Regions from separate parts of the Homo sapiens genome. Here region 1 is linked to region 2. A link is an interaction called in ENCODE POLR2A ChIA-PET data of the cell type or tissue named here. Cell type or tissue: A673. All regions are shown on one strand. Links, peaks and the distances in the headings refer to the core of each region. The heading gives the core; the rest is flanking DNA.

What was found. Peaks named below come from ENCODE experiments on the same cell type or tissue, not always from the same donor. Only the 100,000 strongest peaks of a DNase experiment are listed, where the experiment ranks them.
Region 1: POLR2A ChIA-PET joins it to region 2 with 5 read pairs; 2 of 35 experiments call an interaction of 5 or more read pairs at or near these places.

What each region holds. Positions count from the first base shown.
Region 1 is chr17:28,168,344-28,180,767 of GRCh38, forward strand. It overlaps NLK (nemo like kinase), which reads left to right. Exons shown (of 11, transcript NM_016231.5): 6 at 105-314; 7 at 4,174-4,275. Among named protein-coding and RNA genes, the nearest start is that of NLK, 130 kb to the left of the region's middle. In A673, for the core only: no CTCF peak of the experiment used is centred there; a DNase peak (open chromatin) is centred at 5,688; H3K27ac peaks cover 523 bases.
Region 2 is chr17:28,012,595-28,025,018 of GRCh38, forward strand. It overlaps LOC124900393 (small nucleolar RNA SNORA70), which reads right to left and starts at 9,870; the gene lies at 9,736-9,870. It also overlaps the pseudogene LOC124900402. In A673, for the core only: no CTCF peak of the experiment used is centred there; no DNase peak of the experiment used is centred there.

The DNA.
Region 1 (12,424 bases), core at 2,627-10,626, 160 kb after region 2:
AAAAAAAAGTTTCAAAGTTCAGTGCCCTATCAAAATTTTGATGTTTTGTTTTACTCTTTCATTTGTATTTGCTTGATAATGTTTTGATTGCCTTTTCTGTCTAGATTTGTGATTTTGGATTGGCCAGAGTGGAAGAATTAGATGAATCCCGTCATATGACTCAGGAAGTTGTTACTCAGTATTATCGGGCTCCAGAAATCCTGATGGGCAGCCGTCATTACAGCAATGCTATTGACATCTGGTCTGTGGGATGTATCTTTGCAGAACTACTAGGACGAAGAATATTGTTTCAGGCACAGAGTCCCATTCAGCAGGTATGATTTCAATTTAAGGCTTTAGTTGCAATTCTATTGCAGATTTGAAGGAAAATCCATCTTGCACATGTGTCTTGGGCTTATTCATTATACTGTCTAATTTGCTTTTAGGAAATTCAGGTTCACTTAAAATTCAGAAAGTTATAAAGTTGAAGATTACAAAGAGATTCATTTTGTAACTTATGAGCCTTTAGAGGGAGTATTGAGTTTATTTATGTATTTATTTATTATTATTATTATTTTTTGAGACGGAGTTTTGCTCTTGTTGCCCAGGCTGGAGTGCAATGGTGCCATTTTGGCTCACTGCAACCTCCACCTGCCAGGTTCAAGCGATTCTCCTGCCTCAGCCTCCCAAGTAGCTGGGATTACAGGCACGCTCCACCACACCTGGCTAGTTTTTGTATTTTTAGTAGAGACAGGGTTTTGCTGTATTGGCCAGGCTGGTCTCGAACTCCTGACCTCAGGTGATCCACCTGCCTCAGCCTCCCAAAGTGCTGGGATTACAGGCATGAGCCACTGCACCCGGCCAGTTGACTTTATTATATGCACTGATGCATAGCTGTGAGCTCTGCTATGACAATTTGCACAGGTATAATCTTCAGTTGTTAGAAGGCCTCTCTTCCTTCTAAGTGAATGGCTCTGACTTGAAAATGTATTGGTGACTTAATGTACTTACACTTTGTGCTTAGAATATAAATTTTTAGTGTGTTGATTTCTTGAAATCTGAACATTTAGGAAAATTTCTAACCTTTATTATTGGACTAAAATATCTAAATATGGCAGAGAACATCAGGAGATGATTAAAATATAATTTCCTCAGAGAATCCTTTAGAAGCCATTCATGTTACTTGAATTGTCTTTAAAGCTAATTATTCACTAATACACATATTGACATAATTACTGGGTATTTTGTATTAATTTGCTTGCATGAAAATAATGTAGTAACTATGAGCTCAGGCTGTGAAATCAGATTGGTGGGTTCAAATCCTAGCTGCACCACTTATGTTAAATCTTGGGTAAGTTACTTAACCTCTGTGTTCCTTTTTTTTTGCTGCTTCTTCTTCTTTTTTTTTTTTTTTTTTGGCCCCTAAAACTGTTCTGAGGATTGTTGTACAATGAAGTAGGAAAGCTGAAAACGGGGCCTGGCACATAGTAAGCACTCTGTAAATGTTTGCAATTACGATGGTGGTAGTGTGCCAGGACTCTAGGGATACAGCAGTAAATAAGACAGCATTGTTCTTAACCTTTGTGAAACTTTTACATGAGACAAAAATAAATATGCAAATAAATATGATTCCAAGTAATGGAAGTTCCATAAAGAAAAATGTAGCCAGGTTAGGGACAGACAATGGTGGCAGAGCAGAGCAGGCACTAAAGGATTCTCTGAGGATATAACATTTCACCCACATAAAATAAGGCAGTAAGATGCTGGAGAAATGTTCCAAGAAGAGGGACAACCACCATAACAAAGCCCCTGAGGCAGGAACAAGCATGGCATGTTGGAGGGAAGGTATGTGATGGAAGACGCTGTAGGAAATGAGGTCAGAAAGTGAGAAAGAACCTGGCCATGGTGACATGATAAAGCCTTAAGATTTTATTCTAAGTGTGATAGAAAACTTAAATGAAGGTTTTGACCAAAGGAATACTAAGATTTGATTGATGACATTTTAAAAGATCACACTGACTACTGTGTCTTTGTAAATAATTAATGCACTTGACCAGACAGAATTATTTCTTTTATGCTTTTTCTACAAAGAATTTTTACCTAATATGTTAGAAACTATATCTGCTTTTATCAACATTTAAATTTTTCTATGCTATACGTTTTAACTGTCTTTTTTAAAGTTTACATCTTAAAAATTGATTCTGGTGTTAAAAAAATTATGTACATATAATACTTAATCTAATGTTGGGTACTTTTGACAATATTCACTTTTCAATTTCTTCAGAAAGTAAAGTTTAACAGACTTAACCTGTAAGACTATCATATCTGGACATAAGCTGTCATAAAATGGATGTGACTACTACCTTGCATACAGAAAAGCTTAAGTAAAAAATAATAAGGAAGTATTCAAATCCTATATATGGAACAAGAATCTTGAATTGCTGCTGCAAAAAATATGTGAGGGAAAGTGTGAAGCAACTGGACTGGAGTTCAGATATCCCTTTGCTAGAGAAATACATAGATCTTCAGTTTGGCAGTCTGACATAGCCACTGCAGGAGAATTCATGTCTGTCTAATTGTTGGTGTGTGTTGGGGTGAGAAATGAAGATCTAAAATAGGAAAAGGCTCTAACTTCTAATGGAAGTCATTATTTCCTGTTGTATTTTCTCTGTATCTTTGAGATTTAATTACCCTGGTACTAGCAGACATCATAAAAGTGTTTCTCATGTATGGATCTGACCCATTTTAGACAACTTTCTGAATGTTTCAGTTTGTTTTTATAAGCTAGTCATTTCCTTCTGCCTTTAGTGTGGTTGTTAGAGATCCAAAAGTATCACCTACACACTTTTCCCAAAAAGCTTTGTATAGAGATCTTTATTTCTGTGGAAAGCAAGCTTCTCAAGTATCTCCATTAACCTGTAGGGTGTTGATGCTGATGGCTACCCCATGGTTTAGATAAGTGCAGAAAATAGTGCTTTATATTCGGCAAGCCCAGAACCAGGAAAAGAAGTGTTCTCTAGGTAAGAATTTCCCATCCTGGAAGGATCCAAATGAAATGTTATTGCTAATTAGGTTATGAAGTTAGAACAATTGTGACACTACAGAAAATTGGTAAGATAGTTTGCTACCCAAAGACTTGTTTGCAAGAAGACTGTTTTATTGGTCTCTTTTATTGTGTCCAGCTAGCTAAATGTGGTCTTATGTGGTGTCATATTTTTCTAAGTGTCACAGTTTTCTGCCAGCGTAAGAGATTTCTAGCATGACTAGAATGTAAAGGATGTGTACTGGCCCAAGCATGGAGAGCTTAGCTTTCATTTCAGGTGTGAATATTTTCAGTATTTATTAAATCACAGGTGTCTGATTTGTGGATTAGCACCTTGGTGAGCCTGAATCCATTTGAAGCATCAGAATCCATTCATTAACTGTTTGGAAAGAATAGTCATTAGGCATCAACAGAAGAGGAGTTCAACTTTGCAAAGATCTTAGATGCTATGGTATCAAGAAAACAGGACAGACATGCAGACTCCCAAATTGCTATAGCCTTAGAATGTCATGCTTATCAAAACATATTTTCTATATTTCTATCATATAAATAGGAACTTTTAAATAAATAAGTAGGAACTTTTAAATAATAGGATAAATAGGAACTAAATAATAGAATAAATAGGAATAGGATAAATAGAAATAGGATAAATAGGAATGGAATATATAGGATAATCCTATATATAATAAATAATATGTTAAATAGGAATAGGATAGATAGGAACTTTTAAATAATAAATAGGAATAATAACAGGAATTTATTTAAATTCCTTTACATGAGGAATTTATTTAAATTCCTTTACATGAGGAATTTATTTAAATTCCTTTACATGAGGAATTTATTTAAATTCCTTTACATGAGGAATTTATTTAAATTCCTTTACATGAGGAATTTATTTATTTTAAATTCCTTTACATGAGGAATTTATTTATTTTAAATTCCTTTACATGAGGAATTTATTTATTATAAATTCCTAGAAATCTTTTTTAATAGGCCAGAAAGTGAAAGTAGGGGCTCCTGTCAGTTAATCTAGAGCTTGTCTTAAGGTTTTTTCCCCCAGATTTGGTCCACTTCTCTAAGGCTATGATTTAAGAGTAATGAAAAGTTATTTCCATGAGATTACTATCTATCTGTATTTTATTTCCTTGTAGTTGGATTTGATCACGGATCTGTTGGGCACACCATCACTGGAAGCAATGAGGACAGCTTGTGAAGGCGCTAAGGCACATATACTCAGGGGTCCTCATAAACAGGTGAGAGGAGGGGGGAATCTTTTTCTGGTAACCATCTGTTTGGGCAAGATTTCCCTTCCAATAGAGTAATCTATTAAGGATTTTTAAGCAAATGTATTATCTGTAGGATTTTTTTTTTTAACATCAAGGTCCTAAGTAAGAAAATGTTCAATATTTGTCAAACTGAATAAAATCTCATTCCTAATGCCGTAGGAGAAAGTGCGTGTTTGTGTAGCTCCTTTGCTAATAGATGACCCTTGGCTTTGTGTCTCCTGATTTATTGGTGTCTATGGGAAAAATTACTGGAGATGGAGCTTTGACCTCAATGCCATAACCTACTACATGTATATCAAGATGTCCTTTCCAAATACTGAGCCAAAATACCTCGTATTTCTTATTCCAGCCAGGACTGTGAAGCTGTTGCTATTGCACTCTTGCCACTAACACAGAATCAGATGTGAACGTTGTTAGAAAAGAAGTATGAAGATAGATTGCCAGATTTGCACTCATCAGTATTACTTGCAACTAGCCAAGTCACTGCTGAGAAAGACAAAATGGTTTTTTATCTCCACCTGTTGATTTAGCAACAGTTTTTACAAGCACTTCCTTATCTCCTTTGGACAGAACAGCTTAATGATGTGAAGAGTGAATAAGGGGAATACTTTTCCTAGGAGCAACAAATTAAAACAGAACAGATAAGACTTGAACAGGATGACCCAGCAACAAATTTTCCTGAGTTTTGGTTTCTTTTGAATTGGACGTTTAGATTATCTGATTGATGGTACCAAATGACAGAGTGAATTTGACACTCCTCCTCTCAAACTGTCAGCCAGACATTTGCAAAGGGAAGGTGGCAAAGGGAAGACCTCACCTTCCCTTTGCGGTTCTCTCTTTGTAATTCTAGTGTGACTCCAGAGCTTTTGTTGTCACAGGCATAAAGGGCAATGAGGTAAAGTGTGTTCTCTTCTAAAACCAGCCCAGGCTAGTAAATAGAGATGTATGCTTGTATGTTAAATAGCCCTCTGATGGTTACATGTTTCTGTTGCATTTGGTTTAGAACTGTAAAATAATATGAGGCCCTAACACCTTGAGAAGAGCACAGTAAGTCTTAACCTAGAGGAAAGTTCTATATTATAGAAGGAACTAACAAGATCTATTATGTTCCATTTATTGGCCAGCATCAGGAACATAAAACTAATTTACTAATGCCTCTTGGTAAATGTGTCCTTAGAAGTAGCAAAATAATTGTCCTCTTTCACTGACTTCATTAATTAGTAAATCTTGCCTGGTTCAAGGTAAACAATAATGAAGAGTGAAGAAGATCAGACACCCTTATGCTACCCTTCTGTCTCTAGAGGAGTTTTAACTGTTGTTAATGGTTGCTAGTTAATTAATCATCTGTGTCAAAGAGTTGCTAAACAGCAGCCTGAAGAACAAGGTTTCCTGAGGAGTTTCCTGTCTGCTGTCTAGATAGAACGGCTGGAAAATGTAACCTACTGCACCAAAAGTCACTGTGCACTGCTCTGAGCATTCCTGGCAATTGAGTACTTTTTCTGTGAAAATTTTAAAAATCTGTTAGTTGTAAAAACCTAAGACTTTCCATGAAATAAAAAAAGGGTAAATATATTATTTTGTAAAGCAAAAGAAGAGGAAAGGAAAATCCAAAGTTCCACTATTATTTAACTAGTTAAATAGGTTGAGATGTCTAAACAAATCATTTCTTATATATTTTGCTATTAATTGGCCTCTTAACAGTAATCCCTTTGCTTATCACTGAGTTTAGTGATGACCTTAAGGGAGCACTGTGGTAAAAGTTAGGGGCAGCCCTTTCCAGTCTTGGTGTCGGCATATTTTGATTTTGAAGAGAAGACTGGTGGAGTGAAAACTAGTTAGGAGGCCATTTCCGCTTAATGGCTAGATGCACTTTGCAGAGACTTTAAAGTCTTTAAACGGCTTTTATCCACTGCTTGAAGTGGTCTCCTTAGGCAGATGTTCATGGTCTTTTAGCACTAATCCAGCTAGATGTGTATAAAGTTATACCAACAATACATAATTGAATGTAAATAAACCTAGCATATTGCCTGCTTCCACTTTTCCTCCAGTATGGAAATTCAGTTTTTGATCTATGTTTGCTAGTTGATCTTTATCATCGCTACTCTCATGAGATGTCAACAGGTTCTTGAAGCTCTTTACTTAAGCCACCAATCAGATTCTACCTTTTCACTTCCCACTCCCTGCCCACTCACCAACCACATGATGCATATCCTGTGTGCCTCTTGTTGGCCTATTAGCAGCTGCTTGAAGGTATTGCCATTCATGTTATAGCTATTTACAGCTGAGGTTGGAAGACACCTACACACGATTATATTTGGTATGTAGCCACCTGGATTTTTTTTTTTTTTTTTTACTTTAAAAGATTAATTTGGTCTTTGGAATATACAATATAGCTTATGTTTTGGTACATCATGACTTTTCTGCAAAATGTATAGGGTTTAGCTTAGTGCTCTGCACAGGTTATGTACTCAATTTATAACCTCTGGACTGTAGTGATTAAGAGTGTAGTGTCAGCCGGGCGCGGCGGCTCACACCTGTAATCCCAGCACTTTGGGAGGCGGAGGCAGGCGGATCACGAGGTCAGGAGATCGAGATCATCCTGGCTAACATGGTGAAACCCCGTCTCTACTAAAAAAATACAAAAAAAAAAAATTTAGCCAGGCGTGGTGGCAGGCGCCTGTAGTCCCAGCTACTCGGGAGGCGGCAGGAGAATGGCATGAACCCAGGAGGCAGAGCTTGCAGTGAGCCGAGATCACGCCACTGCACTCCAGCCTGGGCGACACAGCAAGACTTCGTCTCAAAAAAAAAAAAAAATAGTGTAGTGTCAATCTCAGTTTCACCATGTTGCACGTGTTTTGAATGGTGAACTGGGAGTTGTACAATACGGTTTTCAGACAGATTGAGTATGAATCCTGGCTTTACTAGTACCTCCCTTTGTGACTTAGGCAGATTATTTAACCTCTGTGTATATCAGTTCATTCATCTGTAAAATGGTGATTAAAAATGGTTTTACCTCATTAAATTGTTACAGTGAGAAAAGAGCTAATGCATGTAAGGAGAACATAGAATAGTGCCTGGCACATACTAAACATTTAATAAATATTAACCATTAAAGTTATGACTCTAAAATAGCAGATAAAGCTTGTGACTTCTAAAAATTATACATTGTGATCAAGTGGGGTTTATCCCAGTAATGCAAGGGTGGTTCACCTACAGAAAATCTATTAATATTTTATAACAGAAAAATCTATTAATATTTTTAACACCTTAAGCAAGAAAAATCATGTTTATCTCAATTGATGCAGAAAAGGCATTTGATAAGCTTCAGTTTTTTTTATGCCTTAACATAAAGGATCTTTACGAAAATCCATAGAAAAATTTGGGGTGAATTTCTTTTAAGCTTACAAACAATACAGTGAACTGTATAACACTTTACATGAAATAAAAATGTGTGCACACAGAAGGAGCCTCTGGCTTTTAGAAAAGACTCCTAGTAATCCTCAGTGATGCTGCTTAGGCCAATTGGGAGGTCTTCATTTGGGGGTCTAACTGGGGCAAGTTCAATCTCACTGTATTTATTTTAAATTACTTAATATAGGAATATTAGATTGATGGTGTTTAAACTCATGAAGAATACTTCTAAAAATTCAATACAAGTTTTTGAGTTTGGACTGAGAAAAACTAAGCTTCTTTCAAGTAGTTTTCATTTAAGTAATTACTCAAAGTTAGACATAAATTATCATTTTTGTTCATAATTTCTAACAATAATTAGAACTTTGCTATGTGCTGAACACTTCTTATATACTAGCTCATTAAATTCTCACAATAACACTATAATGTACCATTACTATTCCTTTTTACAGATGGGAAATGGAAGATTAACAGAAGTTAAATAACATGCCTAATGTCATAAGCCAGATGTTAAAATTAGGTTTCTTTAACTCTAAAATCTATGTTCTTAGCTAGTATACACTGCCTGGCACTTACATATTCACAGCAGACTTATTAAAATTTCATTTGTATATCTGCAGGTAATCTGTGAGAACATATAAAATAAAATTAAAATTTTACAGCAAGTTAGTTATCTGCAACTACCACCCCCAATCCTAGTCTTGTCTGGATTAACTTGAGAATATCTTTCCGGATATATATTCACATATTTATATTCATTTATTTACATATATTTGTATAAATAGAATATGAGACTTTTAAAAACACACAAATACAATGGGCCCTTAAGCAATGCAGGGGCTGGGGTGCCAACTCCACCCCCCTAACCCCCTGCCTACAGTTGAAAATCCATGTATAAGTCGATTAACACATTTTGTATGTTTATATGTATTATATACTGTATTCTTAAAGTAAGCCAGAGAAAATAAAATGTTATTAAGAAAAATTATAAGGAAGAGAAAATAGACTGTTTGTAAGTGGATCATCATAAAGGTCTTCATCCTCATTGTCTTCATATTGAGTAGGCTGAGGAGGAAGAGAAAGGAGGGGTGGCAGAGGCGAAAGTGGTGGAGGAGGTGGAAGGAGAGGCAGGCACACTCAATATAATTTCTATTGAAAAAAATTCACATATAAGTGGACCCATGCAATTCAAACCTGTGTTGTTCAAGGGTCAACTGTATACATATACAGAAGGAGAACCTATTTGACTGTCATCTTAAAGTCACAGATTAATGTGTCAAATTAATGTATTTGTGTTGGTTAATATAAATGCTTCTATGTGGCATGTTTAGTCAAGACTCTTTCCAGTGAAACTTAGTTTAAACTGGCTTAAGCGAAAAAGGGAACTCTTAAAGGCTCATAACTGAAAAATCTTGAGCTACAGCTGACTTCAGGCCCTGTTGGAATTCAGGTTGTGAGATGATCTTCCATGCCAGGAATCTGACTCTCCTCTGCTCCGCTTTCCTGTGTTCTGCCTTCATTTTCAAACAGGATTTCCCCAAGTGTTTGCAAAGATGGAGCCAGCAGTCCAGGCCTACATTCTATTACCATAACAATCCTTCTGGAAAGAGCTTCCTAAATAGCTCCAGAAAAAATCTTTGAAAGACTTTTTATTAGGAATGTGTTTGGCTATAAGTAGTAGAAAATTATAGTGGTTTAAGAAATAAGATACATGTTTTCCTCATATCAAGAGGTTTCCTCCATAGTCTGGAGCAGATAGAGTAGCTTACTTGTGTCAAGGATCCAGCTTTTTCATTTTCTGCCCTGCCATCTTTAGAATGTTGCCTGCATACTATATGGTAACTTGTCACCATATGACTGTAGCTTGTCCAGAAATCACATCGATATTCAAAGCAAGAAAATGGAGGAAAGAAGGTGCATTAGCAGTATCTGTTCCCTTAATCGGGAAAGCAAAAGCTTTCCTAGAAGCCTGCTTAGCAAACTCCTGCTCATATGTCATCATCCAGAACTGTGTCATATGTGACCTCCTAGCTGCAAAACAGGCTAATAAAGTGAGTATTTAGCTTTTCTGTTCTATATAATAAAGTCAGATAAGGAAAAGAGGGTTGAGGGTATATATTGGGTTAGCCATCCCATTGTCTGTCCCTTGCCTATTTCAGACCATGTGTCCATCCTGGAGCTGGTCATGGTGCTCAGGAAGGGTATCATTTGATTGGCCAGGCCTGGGTCAGGTGCCCATCCTTAGGAGTTGGGAGATTGCAATCAAGCCTAATCAAACCACTTGGTTTGGGAGTGAAAGGGGGTGGTTCCCTAAAGGTCAGGGAATCCTGGGCAGAATAAAACACTGTGTGATGTTTCAAGTTTATTATCTCTTTTCTACAACTCAAAATCTTGAATGAAGGGAAGTATAGCTGCCACAGCCCACGTATCTATTAAAGAAGATAGTTCTTCAACTGACCTGTTGATAGGATTGAAAAGTCTATTGTCAGCTCTTAGTCCTCTTGTTCTTCTCTTATAATTAGGTTTAGGTCTTCAGTTTTCCTCAGTTTGTTCCCACCTAATTGTGTCAGAAATAGATAACAATATTTTTGCGAAGTGAAGATAGTCCTGTCTCCTGACAGGAACCATATCTTATATTTAACAGACTTTAAGGATCTTAGAGAGTTCATTCAGTTCAAACTTATTTTATAGGTGGGGATTTATGTCACCCCAGAGTGCTTACTATTGTGTACTCACTGTGCATGCTCACTTAATGTTACTGACTGATCATCACAGCTTCTTTACTGCCAGCTAAGGTCTAAAACTTACATGTAGTTGAATGAAAACTAATAGGAACGTCTGCTCGGGACACTTGCACGGTCTAGCTGACCCTGCTGTAGCAACCAGCATGCTGCAGTTAGCTTATGATGACTCTGGCATATCATTTAGGGCCACTCACCCAAGTCCAGAAGCTCATCTTTGCTTCATTTAATTAATCATAGTCATTAATAGAGAACTCTTTATACCCCTTCCTGTCCTCATGATTCAGCACTGGCACCCACTCACTCCCACATTGCTAAGTTACTTATAAACTTGCAGAACAAACAGAAAATGGAGCAGTTTATTTTAAAGGAGGAAATTTAACATGTGTGAATGTTAGGAGAATTGGCAAAAATATTTCCAAATGAGATGTTTAGGGCATATTTTTTTTTTCTTTTGAGACAGGGTCTCGCTCTGTCACCCAGACTAGAGTGCATAGCTCACTGCAGCCTCAATTTTCCAGGCTCAAGCAATCCTCCCACCTCAGCCTCTCGAATAACTGGGACTACAAGCACATACCACCCTGCCTAGCCTTTTTTATTTTATTTTATTTTTATTTTATTTTATTTTAAGAGAGAGGGTCTCCCGGCTGGGAATGGTGGCTCATGCCTGTAATTCCAGCACTTTGGGAGGCCAAGGCAGGCAAATCACTTGAGGTCAGGAATTCAAGACCAGCCTGGCCAACATGGTGAAAGCCTGTCTCTACTAAAAATACAAAGAAAGTTAGCCAGGCATGGTGGCAGACACCTGTAATCCCAGCTACTCGGGAGGCTGAGGCAGGAGAATTGCTTGAACCTGGGAGGCAGAGGTTGCAGTGAGCCAAGATCGCGCCTCTGCACTCTAGCCTGGGTGACAGAGTGAGACTCAAACAAAGAGACAGGATCTCTCTAAGTTGCCTAGTCTCAACTTCCTGGGCTCAAGCAGTTCTCCCACCTTGGCCTCCCAAAGGGTTATGATTACAGGCATGAGCCACCGTGCCCAGTTCTAGGGCATATTTCTAAGCATTCTTGGTTTTTTTTTTTTTTTTTTTTTTTTTGCTTATTCAGATTGATTCTATTGCACTTAAGAGAAATGTAAACTTCTTGTTTGTTGCTGATATCGTGGTCCAAATGGTTTTAACCTAATGGCTGGTGAGTTAGTGGGAAGAAAGTGAACTTAGAAATGCAGTATCTGTAGCACTTCGTCTTTCCTGTGGAGCCAATGCTAGAAACTAAAATTTTAATCGTTGTCTTTCTGAAGAACCATTGGCATGAATAAACTGACACAGAAAAGGAGAAAGTATGTAATATGGCTGTTCTAGGCTGAAATGATACTTTTATTTTTATTGTATTTGTTGAGGTGTCCTTCTATAAAGAAAGGTGAAATTTGGTGGAGGGAGAAAATTAAAATTTCAGGTAGCCTTAACATCACTCATTTTATTTTCTTCAGCCACTCATTCCATACCCAGTTGTCTTTAAAAATTCTGCCTTTTAATTTGTTCTCTGTCCTCATTCACTGGCATATAGAACTACTTATTTGCCTGTCTTCCTTGCCCACCAGAGAAGTCTTTTTCATCTTCATTACTTCAATAACTAACCCAGGCCCTGACATTGGGTGGTTGCTAAATGAGTAGCAATGATGTTAGGAGGCAGGGGTGTGTGTACTGGTGCAGTTTAACAGATGAGAAAGCCAAAGCTTGAGTGACTTACCTAAGTCTAGTAATGGCAAGGATAGGATTCAAACTCATGTCTTCTAGTACTTCTTCCAGTGTTCCCTTTGCTAAGCTATGACATATCTTCACCACAAAAATAGTTTGAGTAGTTTCACTTTGAGAGTGGAAGGGAAAGAACTGTTTATGGTGAGGCAATTCAATTGTACGAATTGTCTGGAATTTGGCTGCCAACCTGCACAGGCTAGTAAAAAAGAA
Region 2 (12,424 bases), core at 2,648-10,647:
ATCAACCCAGATTCCAAGGAGTTGAGGGATTTGATCATTTATGAAGGGGATTCGACCTGCATTTCTACCCTCTACCACCACAAAGTAAATTGTGAAATCATTCACCCTTTTCTTCACTTCTAAATCCCTGTAGTGTCCATCTTTCCTGTTGCAAAGAAGTAGTAGAGGGGCAGAATCAGTCTGCAAGTGACAAATATTCTTTTTGCCTTGCAGCTCCTACTTCCACCAGTTCTCTTCTTTCCCACTCTCTGGTGGGTGAGAACTCTGGTGGGTAAATGTCTTTCCTGAGAAAGAAAGCCTCAACTAAGTGGGTGGTTCTGAAACAAAAATAGTGGCAAAGACTTGGCTGATGGAGAAGTATCCAAGGCAGTTTTGTGGGATCTTCCTGTCCCTTCAAAAGCAACTGGGCTCTGGATTCATATGTTAAAGGGACAGTTACCTTGGTAAGCATCTCTGTGTGTCAGATTCCTGCCCAGAGCCAGTAGCCCCTTTGAAGTATATGATAGTTATCACAAGGATGGAAATGGAGAAAGGTTTTCAGAATCACAGCAGAGATAATCTAAAATATTCATGCTTGTCCACTCCACCCACCCCAATCCTCTGGTCTGTCAGAATTAGCTTGGGGTAGGATTTTAATCATATAAAGTTCAGAAAATCTCCGTAGATGATTTTACTTCACTTGATTTAGTCCTAATTGAAAGCTACTGAACAGAGAATTATCCAGCCATTTGAGTTACTTTGGGAGTATTGTGGCTACATGGAGTCTATAAATGAGGTGCCCATTAAAAAACACACACACACACACACACCCCATGGGCCTTAAATAAGATGTGGATGGGATTAGACATATGCTTAGTCACCTGAAGGAGACGGGGCAGCTCCTAGGCATAACTGAAGATATTACCAAACCTAAAGAATGTGCCAAATTGAATGGATGGATAGTGCAGAGGAAAGAGAAGGTTGGTCAGTCAAGAGAACATAGACGAAGGGAAGCCACTGAAGCAAGGACTGGTAGTGCCCATCCCTGAGGGAGCCTCAGCAATTAGACCTTAAGTATCATGAACCATTGGCAAAACCATCACTATCACAAGAAGGATGAGTCAGGCCACCCGAGGCTGATGTCAGTAGGCATCAATCAACCTAATATCCCTGGTGCTAATTCCTTGCTTCTTCAAACAACCTTCTGGCCCCCTCTCTTAAAGGAAGAGAAAACACTCGTCTATATTTCTGGTCCCCAAGAAAGCAGTCTTTCATGGTGAATAGCTTTTGATTAATCATGATTTGGCATCCCATAAAGCTTGATTCCAAGTCCCTGCTTGATATGGCCTAAGCTTACTCTTCAACCTCATCTTAAACCACTAATGGTGAAATGATAGAATCTTCTTAAAAGGACTTTTTGTTTGTTTTGTTTTGTTTTGTATTTGTTTTTGTTTTTGTTTTTGAGAGGGAATCTCACTCTGTCTCCCAGGCTGGAGTGCAGTGGAGTAATCTTGGCTCATTGCAACCTCTGCCCCCTAAGCTCAACGGTTCCTCCTACCTCAGTCTCCAAAGTAGCTGGGACCACAGATGCACGCCACCATGCCCAGCTAAGTTTTTATATTTTTGGTAGAGACAAGGTTTCACCATGTTGCCCGGGCTGGTCTCAAACTTCCGAGCTCAAGCAATCCACCCACCTTGGCCTTCCAAAGGTTACAGGTGTGAGCCACCACCCCAGACCTTCAAGGGCTTTTTTTTTTTAAGGTGAAATTCTCATACATAAAATTAACCATTTTAAAGCGAACAATTTAGTGACATGTATCACATTCACAATGTGGGGCAACCACCACCTCTATCTTCCAAAACATTGTCATCACCCCAAAAGGAAATCCCTTAGCCATTAAGCAGTTGCTCCCTATTCTCTCCTGCCCCCAGCCTCTAGCAAACATCAATCTTCATTCTATCTCTTTGGATTTTCCTATTGTGAATATTTCATGTAAATGGAATCATGCAATAGATGACCTTTTGTGTCTGGCTCCTTTCATTTAGCACAATGTTTTCAAGGGTCATCCACATTGTAGTGTTTATCCGTACTTCATTTCTTTTCATGGCTGAATAACATTCCATTGTATGGATATGCCATAATTTGTTTATACATTCATCCATTGATGGATATTTGGGCTGTTTCCACCTTTCAGCCATTGTAAATAGTGTTGTTGTGAACATGGATGTACATGTCTTTGAGTAGCAGACAAATACAGTCCTCATTTATACACTTCTTGGAATTGCTGGGTCATATGATAATTCTGTATTTAACATTTTAAGGAACCAACAAACTGTTTTCCACCATGGCTGAACCATTTTACATTCCCACCAGCGATATAAGAGGGTTCCAATTACTTCACATCCTGATCAACACTTACTATTATCTATCTTTTCTTAATTATAGCCCTCTTAGTAGGTGTCATGCCCTAATAACTAATGATGCTTAGTATTTTTATGTGCTTGTTGGCCATTTGTACATTCTCTTTGGAGAAATGTCTATTCAAGTTTTTTCCCATTTAAAAAAAATAATTATTTATTCTTAGAGCCTGGATCTTGCAATATTACCTGGTCTACACTTGAACTCCTAGGCTGAAGCAATTCTTCTCCTGAGTAGCTGGGGCTACAAGCACATGCGACCCTGCCCTGCACTTTTTGCCAACTTTAAAGTTGGGTTGTTTGTCTTTTTATTGTTGAGTTGTAAGAGTTCTTTATAGTCCAGATAGTAGACCCTTACCAAATATATAATTTACAAATATTTTTGACCATTCTGTAAGTTGTCATTTTACTTTCTAAAACTATCCTTTGAGGCACAAAATTTATTTGTTTATTGCTCATACTTTTGGTGTTCTATGTAAGAATTCATTGCCAAATCCGAGATCATGAAGATTTATCTTTGTTTTCTTCTAAGAGTTCTGTGGTTTTAACTCTTGTATTTATGTCATTAATGCATTTTAAGGTAATTTTTGCTTATGGTATGAAGTAGGTATCCAACTTAATTTTTTTGTATGTGGTTATCCAATTGTCCCAGCACCATTTGTTGAAGAGATTATTCTTTCTATATTGCATGGACTTGGTGTCCTTGTCAAAAATCAGCACCATAAACGTGTGAGTTTATTTCTGGACTTTCAATTCTCTTCTATATCTCTATCCTTATGCCAGTACCATACAGTTTTAATTAGTGTACCTTTGTAGTAAGTTTTGAAATTGGGAAGTATAACTCTTCCAACATTGTTCTTTTCCTTCAATATCATTTTGACTATTTGAGGTCCTTTGCAATTACATTTTAATCTGAGGATTGGCTTTTCCATTTCTGCAAAAAAGTCTTTAAAATTATGATAGGGATTGCATTGAGTATGTAAATCACTTCGGGCTTTACTGCCATCTAAATAATATTAAGTCTCCAACCTATGAACAAGGAATGTCTTTCCGTTTCTATAGGTCTTCCTTAAATTTTTTCAGCAATGCTTTTATAGTTTTCAGTGTACAAGTCTTTCATCACCTTGGTTAAACTTATTCCTGGGCATTATATATCTGGGGAGAATGCTAAAAAGGATCATTCTTACTGGTGTGCAGAGAAGAGTCCTCACAGGAGAAAGGTTAAAAGCAGCAAGATGCATTGTATATTCCTGGTGAGAGATGATGATGCCTTGGGCAATAGGGTAGTCTCAGGAATGGCAAGAAGAGGTTGAATTCAGGATAACTTTGGAAGGTACAGCCAAAAGACAAGATTGACTGAGATATGGGAAAATTCTGAGTCAAGGATCACTTCAAGGTTTTTGACCTAAGTAATTGGTGAATGATGGTGTCATTTACTGAGATGGAGAACACTGGACAAGGCACAAGGGAAAAAAGAACTTAATTTGGACAAATCGAGTTTGAATTGTCTGTTAGAGATGGTTATTGTTTACCACAATTTATAATTGCATATCCATTTGTTTATTTGTTTATTGTTATTATTTATAGTTTCAATGGCTAGAAATGTTTACTTTATTAACTGTTGTGTCCCTCAGTAGACAGCAAACTCCATGAGGGTAAGAACCAAATCTGTCTATTAACTGTTGTATCCTCATGCCTAACACAATGCCTGGCACATAGTAAGTTATCACTAAATATTTTTTAACAAATCAAAATGCAAGGCCAGCCAGACATAGTGGGTGTGTCTGTAGTCCCAGCTACTCAGGAGGCTGAGATGGGAGGATCATCTGAGCCTGGGAGGTCAAGGCTGCCAAGATTATGCCACTGCAGTCCAGCCTGGGCAACAGAGTGAGAACCTGAAAAAAAAAAAAAAGCCAGGCCAGGTCCAGGTGGTTTTTCCTATATTCCTGATTTATAATATTACCTTCAGGTGTACATCCTTGTTCTTTACTTACTACTGCATTTCCAGTACTTTTTATTTTTGTAAGAAGTGAGGTTCCTTTATTCAAAATTTGACAAATCATGAAATGCCTCTCACCCCATCTCCTTACTCCTTACACTTTACCTTTCCATCCATGTAATCTCTGGCACAATGTCATGACTTAACAAATGCCAAGAAATGTAAGAAGAAAAGACCTAGTACTTCTCAATAACAATAGCTAATATGTATTGAGTGCCAATTATGTGTCAGGCACGGTGTAAAATGCTCTGTATCATCTCATCCAATGTTTCTAACAAATGTATCAGCACAAAGCCTGAAGCGTTGTTGCATCTTTTCAGTTTTAGGGTCATATTCTTTGGAATATGAGTTTGTCCGTGTAGCCAAAGGGAACAGTTGAGATGGGTACATTAATTTACCTAAGTGAGTATATATAAATGTCATTTTTTAAAAAGATGCTGGCTACGCCAGCATAAATAAAGCCTTGGAGAATCTTGCAACTGGGCAAATGAGTAAATTTAAGGTATTCATTTCAAAAAAAATCCATCAGGCACAGCCTGGGCAACATGGCGAAAACTGCCTCTACAAAAAATACAAAAATTAACCAGGTGTGGTGGTGCCCACCTGTGGTCCCAGCTATTCGAGAGGCTGAGGTGGGAGAATCAGCTGAGCCCAGAAAGCCAAGGCTGCAGTGAGCTCTGATTAATCACGCCACTGCACTCCAGCCTGGACAACACAGTGAGACTGTCTTAAGAAAAAAAAAATCTAAGCATGGTGGCTCACACCTACAATCCCAGCACTTTGGAAGTCGATATGAGAGAATCGCTTGAGCCCAGGAGTTGGAGGCTGCAGCGAGCTATGATTGCACCACTGCACTCCAGCCTGGGCAACAGAGTAAAACCCTGCCTCAAAAAAAAAAAAAAATCCCAAATTGAGAGACATTCTACAACATACCAGTACCACTTAAAATCTTTAAGGTCATCAAGGACAGGAAAAGTCTGGGAGTGTCACAGATCAGAGGAGGCTAAAGTGACATAACAACTAAATGTAATGTGATATCCTGCCTGGGATCCTGGAACCAAAAAGGGACACTTTTAAAAACAGTGAAATTGGATAGAGTGTGGAGTTTAGTTAATATTAATATACCAGGGTGCATTGGCTCGTGCCTGTAGTACCAGCTACTTGAGAGGTTGAGGCAGGAGAATCGCTTGAGTCCAGGAGTTTGAAGCCATCCTGGGCAACATAGCAAGACCCTGTTTCTGAAAAAAAAAGAAAAGAAAAGAAAAAAAATATATATATATATATATAACAATGTACCAATGTTGGTTCTTTAGTTGTGACAAAAGTACCTCAGTAATGTAAGATGTTAGCAATAGGGGAAACTTTGTAAGCGGTATATGGGAACTCCATACTGTCTTTACAACGTTTTTGTTAATCTAAAACCATTCTAAAATAAAAAGCTTATGAGTAAAAAAGGGTACAGAGATTGGGGTCAGAGCAGAGATGACACATTTCAGATCTGTCATCCCATGCAGTGCCCCCAGTCGGACTTATCTATGTGGCCTCCCTCCAAGTCTATTCATCCTTTAAAGAGGCATATCCAAGATGTTGCCCTCTGCACAGTGCTGCGTATCCAGGTCTCCATAACAGCTCTGGGGAACTTCACTGCTTCAGCGTCATCCCAAGGAGAAACCTTTGGGAGGGAAGCAGACATGGGTGTGATTTCAGACACAAACACTTGAAACCTGGAGTGGAAGTTCAGTCTCTTAGAATTTTTTATTGGCAAGGACCTTAGGTGTTTGTCTCATTTTTGTAGATCAGGACACTGGGAGGCTCCCTTTTCTCCTTAGCCATGGCTGGAGGCCAAGTCCAGCCCTCAAGGATCATTGTCAGGACCAACACAAGCTGGACAGCCTTGTTTTCCTACCTCAGATGGGAAAAAGAAAAGAAACTTGGACCCAGTAAAAATGAGTAATTTATTTAAAGGCCAGTTAGGGCCAGTCATGGTGACTCAAACCTGTAATCCCAGCACTTCGGGAAGCTGAGGTAAGAGGACTGCTTGAGCCCAGAAGTTCAAAACCAGCCTGGGCAACATAGTGAGACCCTGTCTCTACAAAAAATAAAAAATTAGCCAGGTGTGGTGGTACATGCCTGTACTCCTAGCTGCTCAGGAGGCTGAGGCTGGAGGATCGCTTGGAGCCCAAAAGGCCAAGGCTATAGTAAGCCATGGTCATACCACTGCACTCCAGCCTGGGCAGCAGAGTGAGAACCTGTCTCAAAATAAAATAAAACAGGCCAGTTAGTAGCTTCAGACATATTTCTCAACAATGTTAGTTTTTTTCAATGTTAATGAAATATCCTCCCCTGCCTTTTAATGGATTCTGACTCAAAACCCTAATACATAGAACAGATAGGAAGTGAGCTGTTCTGGCTAAGGAAAGAGGTGGGAGCCTCAGTTCTAGCTACATATTTACGTTTTACTACCTTCCAATAGGTTAGTGAAAGGATTCCATAGGGTTCCGAAGAGTTCTATAGGATTTCTATGGAACCCTTGGAAGCAGAGTTTAAAATCTGTATCACTTTAAGGCTGCATATTATTCCAGTATGGGGTTATTCTGTAATTTACATAACCAGTCCCCTATTGCTGGCCACTTTATTCAGTCAAACTTTCAATTTTATGAACATTCATCTCTGCACTTATTTCTATTTTATCATGATATGGAATTTTTGGGTCAAAGGTATTTTAATGCTTTTAAGACATATTAACAAATCACTCTCCAAAATGGCTATAAGAATTTACAGTCCCAGCCGCAGTATATTCATGAGTGGCTGATTTCCCTATAAAAAAATCAACACCGGATTTTAACAGTATTTTTCATTTGGCCAATCTGATACAGAAAAAATGGAATCTAAGTATTGTTCAAATTTGCATGTCTTTGATCACTACTACGGCTAAACTTTTGGGGTGAATTTTACTGGCTATTTAAATATTTTCATTTGTGTTCTTTGCCCATTTCTTTCTATTTGGATTTTTGTTGTTGTTATTGTTTTATAAAATTTCTTCAAAAATTAAGACTAAACCTTTTTATTGTTTGTTTTTTTTGAGACAGGATCTTGCTCTGTCACCCAGGCTGGAGTGTGGTGGTGTCATCATAGCTCACTGCAGCCTTGAACTCCTGGGCTCAAGCCATCCTCCAGCCTTAGCCTCCTTATTAGCTGGTACTACAGGTATGCACCACTACGCATGGCTATTTTTTTTTTTTTTTTAGACATACAGGGTCTCACTTTATTGTCCAGGCTGGTCTCAAACTGGGGCTAGGCTCAAGCGATCCTCCCACCTTGGCCTCCCAAAGTACTGGGGTTACAAGCATGAGCCATAGTGCCCAGCAACTCCTTATCTATAAGTAAAGATTTCTGAGTGTTAAATTTGCCTTTTGTTTATCATATAATTTTTAAATATTTATTTCAAATCTAGCAGTCTTTTTCTTTACAGTTTCTGCTGTAAGCTAATGTTTTTTAAATTATATTGAGAAATGTCTTCCCTACTCCAAACATTTTCTTTTAGTGGTAATTCCTCAGTTGTGTGAGTGTTAAGACTTCTTTAGTAAAAAATACCATAGTACACTGGTTAAGAGTAAAAGCTGTAGGATACAAAGTTTCAGTTAGACAAGAGGAAGGAGTTTTTGAGATCTATTGCACAGCATGGTGACTATAGTTAATAATACTGTGTTGCATGTTTCAAAATTGCTGAGAAAGTAAATTTCAAATGTTCTCACCCCAAAAAAATGATAAGTATATAAGGTGATGGATATGTTAATTAGCTTAATTTAATCATTCCACATCGAATACATATATCAAAACATCACATTGTACTCCATAAATATATATAATTATATTTTGTCAATTAAAAATAAATTTTTAAAAAGAATAAGCTACACCCACACACAAAAGTAAGTCACAGCTATTGGATTAGTTGGTCCTAGATTTGAGTACAAGTTCCCCTGACTTATTAGTCATGAGCCCTTGATCAACTTAAATTCTTTGAACCTGTTTACACATCTGAAAATAGAAATAAAATTAATAGTACCAACCTCATAGAATTGTCATGATGCTCAGATTAGTTAATGCTTATGACATACTTGGTATCAGGTCTGGCAAATAGTAAACAATAATATGAGTTATTACTTTTTTTTTTTTTTGAGATGGAGTCTTGCTCTGTCGCCAGGCTGGAGTGCAGTGGTGCCATCTCAGCTCACTGCAACCTCTGCCTCCCAGGTTCAAGCAATTCCCCTGCCTCAGCCTCCCGAGTAGCTGAGACTACAGGCTTGTGCCACCACGCCCAGCTAATTTTTTGTGTTTTAGTACAGACAGAGTTTCACCATGTTGGCCAGGATGGTCTCAATCTCCTGACCTCATGATCTGCCTGCCTCGGCCTCCCAAAGTGCTGGGATTACAGGCGTACTGAATTCATCTTTATTTATAATGGCATATGATATGATATAGGAATTTGAGTGTTCTTTTTTACCCCAGATCTTTAACCAATTTGTCTTAGCATTTTCTGAATAACTGGTCATTTCATAATTGATTAGAAAATGTCACTGTCATGAAATATACTTATATATACTTTTTTAAAAATAGGTGGACAGGAAGTAGGATTTACTGGTGGGCATCAGGAGGGGGCAGCACAGTGGAAGCCCTCACTAGAGCAGGGCCGGACACTTGTCCAGAGGACCACGACTGGGGATGTACTTGGCCCCACAGCCATGTAGGAGGAGCCACTTCTCAGCCACCGTATCTTCAAATTCATCCACCTTGGGCCCAGCGTGGTGGCTCACACCTGTAATCCCAGCACTTTGGGAGGCCAAGACGGACGGATTCCCTGAGCTCAGAAGTTCGAGACCAGACTGGGCAATATGGTGAAAACCCGTCTCTACTAAAATACAAAAAAAATTAGCTGGGGGTGGCGGCATACACCTGTAGTCCTAGCTATTTGGGAGGCTGAGGCAGGAGAATTGCTTGAACCTGGGAGGTGGAGGTTGCAGTGAGCTGAGATTGCGCCACTGCACTCCAGCCTGGGCAACAGAGCGAGCTCCATCTCAAAAAAAAAAATTAATCCACCTTGAATTTGGTAAAGCACCACTTCTTTGAGATGCGGATCTTCTGGCAGCCAAGTAACTTGAACTTGGCCCTGCATAGGTCCTCAATCACAAGCTGCTTGTTCTGCAGCTTGGTGCGCATGGACATGATGACTTGGCCTATGTGAACCCTGGCCACAGTGCCCTGGGGCTTTCCCAAGGAATCTGTTTGGAGCCTACACTGGGGGTAGTGCAAGGTCAGAGACATGAACATACATTTGAAAGGCCTGTCTCCAAGGTCCCTTAGAGCAACCCATCCAAGAAACAGTCTGCGTACCCTGACAAGGAAGCTGCTGTTTGCAGCCATGGCACACCAGGTCCCTGTGAGGAAAGAAACTCAGTTGGCTTAATTGGCTTCTACAAACTTTTATTTGTTATGGGATTTCTACTCTATTTCATTGATTTGCCTGTTTGCTTTTGCACATTTAGCACACTATTTTACTTTGTAGCATTGTATAGCGTTGTAACATGTTTTCCTACTTAGTTGTAAAAGTACTCCCCTGATATTACTTTTTATATTTTCATGATTGTATTTATTGAAACAACTTCTGTATGGAGCACTGTCATAGCTTAGTGAAGGGAGTACTGGAATTAGAGGACACAGTCACTACTGTGAGTGGGATGTATGTGTGTTTGTGTAGTGGAGCCGTGGGGGAGAGATCTTCCATTTCACCATTCATTCTCATATCAGGCATAGTGTTTGGTTTGGAAATATAGGCTGAATAAGACATGGACTCTGCTCTCAAGAAGTCTTCAGTGTAGGGCAGAGACAAATAAAACAGTGATTTTTAGCACTGGATGATTGTAGAGGGTGATATGGGAGCACAGAGGTGGGTCATCGCAATGAGGAAGTGACAGCTGATTTGAGTTTTGAAGGATACAATTGAGGTGGCAAAGCAGAAAGGAAGTGAAGGTAGAAGGGGGCACAGGAGAAAGGTCCTCTGGGAAGGGGAACAGAATGCGTGAAGGTATATCAATTTGTAGAAAACAACAACCTGTTCGGTGTGGTTGGAGAGGATGTGGGAGGTGGGGGGATGACTGGAGTGTAAAGGTACATACACCCAAAATAACTCCAGGACATCTAAAGGGCAGCTTCACTACCGGAGTTCTAGCTGATGCCCTTTCTTCTCCCTGAAGCTTTCAGCATACTCCATTGCATGAAGATTTGGTCAGTCCAGATTACTGAGGAAGAATCCTGTGATATTTTGTGACATCTTTTGTTCATTTTTATTTAATTTCCACTCCTGTTCCTTGAACGCAGCTTCTACAAATTTACTTGCCAGACACATCTCTAGATACTAGGATATAAAGTGAACAAAATGAAGACCCTGCCCTCATAGAGTTTATAGTTTGAGTAAAGGAAGACAGAAAATTAAAAAAACAAGGATGTAAATATGTAGTTTGCTAGTTGGCAATAAAGGATGCTTTGGAGAAAAATAAATCTGCATCAGAGGGATAAATATGCAGTACTTCCTACATTATGTTGTAACTCCTCCCCACTAGACTGAGTGCTTTTTGAGGTCCTAGATTTTATTTTATCAATTCCTGTAGTTGACTAGTCCAGTGCCTAGAAAAGAGTACATGTTTAATAAAAATAGAAAAGCAATATAGGTTACACCTGGGTGAGGCTGCCTTGGCCCAATTCAGTCTCTGCCACTAATTAATCATGACCTTGGATAAAGTACTCAGTTCTGTATGCCTCAGTTTCCTTATCTTAAAAATGAAGACTGGCCGGGTGCGGCGGCTCACACCTGTAATCTCAGCACTTTGGGAGGCCGAGGCAGGCGGATCACCTGAGGTCGGGAGTTCAAGACCAGCCTGACCAACATGGTGAAACCCCCATCTCTACTAAAAATACAAAATTAGCCAGGCATGGTGGCTCATGCCTGTAATCCCAGCTACTCGGGAGGCTGAGGCAGGAGAATCACTTGAACCTGGTGGGGGTGTAGGTTGCAGTGAGCTAGATTGTTCCATTGCACTCTAGCCTGGGCAACAAGAGTGAAACTCTGTCTCAAAAAAAAAAAAAAAAAAAAGACAAAGAAGGTACCATCCTCATAGGGTTGCTAAGAGAATTAAATAAGATAATATATTAAAACACTTAAAATTGTCCCTCTGCATAGGTAGCACTCAACAAATGACAACTGTTATTACTCAGTAATGGACTATAATCTGAGTGCATTCCAACAACATGGACCTTAGGGCAATGAAAATAATTTATTGTCAGTTGAAGATATTGCTAGTGCTAGAGTCTGCTTCTGAATTTACACCAGTATATCATGCAGCCCAAATGCTGTCTGAGATATTTACCCAGAACATGGCGGCATGAGCAACTGACACAGCTCCTGGCTGTCCTTTCATGTACTTCAGACCCGACTTTGCATCCCGCAGCCCGCTAGAATGGAGGCTCTCTGCCTCGTTACTAGGTTTGGGAATATGGCATTAAAAATAGGATTGTCGAGCCAGATGCAGTGGTTCACTCCTGTAATCCCAGCATTTCGGGGGCCGAGGCAGGCAGATCACCTGAGGTCAGGAGTTCAGGACCAGCCTGGCCAACATGGCAAAACCCCATCTCTACTAAAAATACAAAAATTAGCCAGGCATGGTGGTGCACACCTGTAGTCCCAGCTACTTGGGAGGCTGAGGCAGGAGAATCGCTTGAGCCTGGGAGGCAGAGGTTGCAGTGAACCGAGATCACGCCACTGTATTCCAGTCTGGGTGACAGAGTGAGACCCTGTCTCAAAAAAAAAAAAATAGAATTGTCCAGATTTATTTGGTGATAACATGTTCTGACAGTATTTAGCCTGCAGGCCATGTACATTTTCATCATCTCTTCTCAGTGAAGGGATTGCCTGGAGCGATGTCACGTGTCTAGAAATATTGCCTTCTAAATTGTCAACAAAGTAAAAGAGAGTCA